Linked DNA regions of Homo sapiens: region 1 is linked to region 2. Evidence: read pairs that join two places in POLR2A ChIA-PET (ENCODE). Cell type or tissue: OCI-LY7. All regions are shown on one strand.

Region 1 (2,500 bases), 350 kb before region 2:
TAGTGCTCAGTACTTGGCTGCCACCATGGCTCCTGGACCACCTCTGCCCTGGGCTTGAGACCTTCAGGCTATGCCCCTTATTCCCAGGGCAACCTAACCCCCCAGGCTTCAGATTGGGAACTTCCTCCCAAAACAGTGCTTGGGGCTTTTTCATGTGAATTCCACAGTTAATGCTGCTGCCGCCGCCTCAATGCTACCCTCTGAGGCCAAGCTTGACATGCTGTTATTGACCTGGCATACCCAAATTTCATTTCTGGTAAGAGCCATTTCTGGTCACCCACCAGAATGGGTGACCCATGCAGTTGCTAAATAGTGCCAGAGCGTGGGGAAATGCCTGAAGTACTTTGGCGATGTCCAGGTATTTCACATTTGCTTTCATTGTGATTCTGGGCTGAATTTCAGTGCTCATCAACATGTTTGGCAATACAGAGACACAGCCTTGGCCTAGAGAAGGCTTAAGCCATCTGTTCTCTTAAGTGATAGAAAGGATGAGACAGAATTAGCTAGAACCAGGAAAATACAAGCAATGCTTTCTGAAGAGCATGACCCTGGTAGAAATTTTGCTTTGTGTGCTCATACAGAGATCCATAAAACTGTTGAATGTAATGGTCAGAAATCTATGGTCAGAGACACAATGTAGGTTAATGTTTACCAAAGTCTTGGGGAAGAGGAGAATGAGTACACAGTTTTTTAGAGGAGGTGGGGAAACTGTTCTAAAATTAGATAGTGGTAATGGCTGTACAACTCTGTGGATATACTAAAAACCACTGAATTGAACACTTTAAAAGGGTGAATTTTATGATGTGTGAAGTATATCTCAATAAAGTCATTATTTTCAAAAAGAAATCTATGATCTATAGCAAAAAAGAAAAAAAAAACCCTAATTCACATTTAACAAATACTTGTTCAGCATCTACCATGCACCAGGCTTTGTCTGAGGCATGAGAGGCATTCAGAAATAAAGCAAACAAGAAGTTTCTAGCTCAGAGATGCACCAAAATTCCTCCTTGCCCACATCTAAGGCTTACCTGGAATTGTGTCAGTTTAGAGCCAGATGTGGGCAACAGTTACTGCCTTTGGACTTCCTAGCAGAGAGATACTGCCTGTCTTTGGCAACCCTGGAGCCCTTGCATCTCCAGGGAGTGTTTCACTGATGAGCTGGCTAATCTCGGTGGTTACTTGATAATCACAGAAACAGAGCTGGCTGCAATGAATCTTCTTGTGGGAACCATCCAAGCTTTTCTCTGGAGCTCCATAATGCAGAAATTCAGTACAGAGAGCTCTAAAATGAGACGTCCTCCTGAGTGGATAGCACTCCTGCGAGGTGGAATTGCCTGGCAGTTTCAAGCTCCTTAGTAATTGGACCTAATTTTCATCCTCACCTTGAGGGGTTAAGTCCACTTGAGTAGCAGTCATGACCTGGACACAATGAAGCCCTACTTTCACTTCCTCTCTGGGAGACAGGATCTGCCTTTGCAGGGGCAATGTGTTATTTGCATGAAATTGTTTCAGCCATGGGACCTGACCACACCTCCATCATGACCAAAATTAAAAGAGCTTGGAAGAATCCTGCCCTCCACAGGTTAACACTTTCTAGCTTCCGGAAGTGTCCAACATCTGTTCTTCAACCTTCCCTCCAACCAGAGCAAGGCCAGGCCCTGAATGACCCCACTAAATATAACCCAGTTGTTCAACACCCACCTCTCTCCTGAGGAAAAAAATCAATTGCAACCAGATGAGAATTTCCATATGTGCCAAATTGAGCCCCCAGGCAGGAGAACAAAGAGACAGTGTTGAAAAGATGTCACCCAGTAGGGAGACAGGCAGGAGCCCACATCCTGGGGACCCACTAGTGTAAACCGTTCTGAGATGTGTATGTGTTCTCCAGGGAAGAAAAAGCTGTACAGGCAAGCGCAGTCCTAGTGTTGTATTTGGGAACTCCAGGAGAAGTGAGGATGGGCCAGTGGAAGGATAGTACTTAGGGCATCTAGAAACCAGACACTTCCAATTTGGAAGCTATCTGAGGAGCTGGGTGGGGACTCGTGATGCCTTCTATAAAGACTTGGGCTAAGTGGAGAAGTTTGCTTGGCTGAAGCAATACGAAAAGGATAGTTCATTTTTATTTTGGATAAAGTGAAACTTCAGCTTTAAAAAAAAGCTGTTGTAACCAGAGCCCATCTCACAGATAAACACAGAAAAGCACTGTTGGCTGTAGCCATCCACCCTCAGGAATTGTGCCTTGGAAGTCACAATAAGTGGCAGTTTGAAGGTCATGAACAGGTTCTGTCCAGCTGTCTAACAGGAGGAGAAAACAGGTGAGCAGAAGGGGAAGCGTTTAAAATAACAAGGGGGCTCTTTAAATAGAGCTATAAAACTGGGTGGCAAACCTAGTCCAAGGGTTAAAAACAAGCTTTTCTTCCAAAGTTTCTATGGCAACTAGATAACATCTACAGCAAGAGTGTAGTTAATGAAATATTTCTTCTAGACCAACATGTAGCAG
Region 2 (2,500 bases):
TGATATTATATGCAAAAATTCATTCTCACATATATTTTTAAATCTATATGTGCATGTGTGTGTATTTATATGCACACATGTTTATGTTTGACTGTTGACTTTGGAATTTTTTTTTTTTGAGACAGAGTCTTGCACTGTCACCCAGGCTGGAGTGCAGTGGCACAATCACAGCTTACTACAACCTCTGCCTCTCGGGTTCAAGTGATTCTCCTGCCTTAGCCTCCCAAGTAGCTGGGATTACAGGCATGTGCCACAACACCCAGCTAATTTTTGTATTTTTAGTAGAGACAGGGTTTCACCATGTTGGCCAGGCTGGTCTCGAACTCCTGACCTCAGGTGATCCACCCACCTCAGCCTCCCAAAGTGCTGGGATTACAGGCATGAGCCAATGCACTTGGCTGGTTTTGGAATTTTTGATTGCATGTCTTTAACTGGCCAGGGGTGGAGAATAGGAGGGAGGATTAAGTTGCTGAGTTTGGCAAACTCAGATAAAAACATTTACTAGGCGAGGTGCCCAACAAGTGCTTGCTACACAACCTATGCTACTCTGGAAGACAGTTCTTGACCCAAAGGAGGTTGAAGTTGTTTCTGTGACAGACAAACATCTGTTTAGTGGAATACAAGGCAGGCTGATGTAAAGTCTCAGCTAGAGGTAAAAGGAAGTTGATACTTATCATAGGATGTAGGATTTCAGCTCTTGTTTATTTCATAGAACCCTAGCAAATGGAAAGACTTGTGAATAGTGTACAACCCTACACTTCATAGAGCTGATTTTTAAGAGTGTATTTGTCAAACTGGATTATTCACTAAAGAAAATGTTTCTACCCCATAAGTAAATCTTTTTTGTTAGAGCTGCTGTGATTTTGTTGTAGTGTACCCTTTAATATATTAATTACTGAAGGATTTTTACCTTGTAAGCATGATATAATTATTTTCCTTAGAAAAAGGAACGCCTTTAAAATTATCTTGGAAATTTCCATTTTTCTATAATGTAATTTGTTTATGCTGGGAGACTATTTGTAAATGAGGATTGATTATCAATATTTTTTCTCAGGTAAGGGGCAGAGACTAAATTGAAAGAACTTGTTGGGTGAAATTGCTGTGTTAGTTACAAGACAGTTGTGAATAACTTGAAAACAGGTATCATGAGCACCACTTTATTTCCTGCAAATAAGAACTCTGATGACACATAGTAGGTGTTTTCTTGCTGACTTGCTTTGTCATTTTAGGTCTAATCTTTTCAGTAGCAAATTATATTTTGGTATTTTAGGCAGTAAAGGAAGGGATAAAGATTTACACATATAAACCTTAGTAGAATCTTACAACGTTTCAAACACTGGGGTGATAAAGAGAAAGCTTGCAGGAAGCTTATCATTGCCTGGAATAGAAATAATGCTATTTTTCTCAAATAATTAAGAATTAAGAAGGACTTATTAAGAAATTGCTTATGCCTAGGAGTGTGACCAAAATAGCAGTACCATAAAGAGCTGTGTACTTGAGGAGGCAAGATTAAGACCTATGAAAACATCGAATGCTAAAACAGGAAAGCCCCAGTTCAAAAAGCTTGTAAACTCCTGTCTAATATGTTCGTCCTCAGTGTTTTCCTTTGCCTGTATAAATTAGCAGCACAATTGTGCTTCCATTAACACATTAAAGCCAGTAGGTTCCATGTCAAATGTTTGTGTTTGTAGTTAAATTCAAAATGAAACAGCAAAACACTGGTCGGCCAGGTGTGGTGGCTCATGCCTGTAATCCCAGCACTTTGGGAGGCTGAGGTAGGCAGACTGCTTAAGCCCAAGAGTTCAAGACCAGCCTGGGCAACATGGTGAAACCCTGTTCTCCAAAAAAACACAAAAATTAGCTGGGCATGCTGGCATATCTATAGTCCCAGCTACTCAGGAAGCTGAGGTGAGAGGATCACCTGAGCCTGGGAGGTTGAGGCTGCAGTGAAGTGTGATTGCACCACTGCACTCCAGCCTAGGCAACAGAGTGAGATCCTGTCTCAAAACAGCAAAACAAAAACAAAAACAAAAACAAATAAAAACACTATAAAGTTCCATAAAGTCAGACAAGAGAAAATCTTGAATTCAGAAGGACGTCAGAGAAATCTCTGAACTGGTTAGGGCAAGTTTCTATGGGCAAAATCACCCCAAGGTCTATTTCAGATTCCAAATCTAATGTTCATTCAAGATCTGATCTACCCTCCCTGGGCTTGTTGAGGTTTTCGTCTTTGCCAATGGAAATTTTGCCTGGGAAAGGAGAGGAATGGAACTCAAGCTCATTGAGATGGTGGTCACTATCATAAATTTGGGAATGTTCAGGAGTAAGGGAGGATAATATCTTGCATCTACCTTGTGAGTAGGTCTTACCAGTTCTGGCCCTGAACCTAACCCTTTGAAGGGTCTCAGCTCTGAGGCTGTGAACCCCTCTGGGACCTAATAGCTTTTCTTTTCCCTTCCTAGGAAGCTGCATGCTACTGGTGCCTACTTATACATTACAC

The links. Peaks named below come from ENCODE experiments on the same cell type or tissue, not always from the same donor. Only the 100,000 strongest peaks of a DNase experiment are listed, where the experiment ranks them.
Region 1: POLR2A ChIA-PET joins it to region 2 with 8 read pairs; 2 of 35 experiments call an interaction of 5 or more read pairs at or near these places.

Annotation. Positions count from the first base shown.
Region 1 is chr14:31,967,177-31,969,676 of GRCh38, forward strand. No RefSeq gene overlaps it. Among named protein-coding and RNA genes, the nearest start is that of LINC02313, 24 kb to the left of the region's middle. In OCI-LY7, no CTCF peak of the experiment used is centred here; a DNase peak (open chromatin) is centred at 1,465.
Region 2 is chr14:32,319,880-32,322,379 of GRCh38, forward strand. No RefSeq gene overlaps it. Among named protein-coding and RNA genes, the nearest start is that of AKAP6, 8.2 kb to the right of the region's middle. In OCI-LY7, no CTCF peak of the experiment used is centred here; no DNase peak of the experiment used is centred here.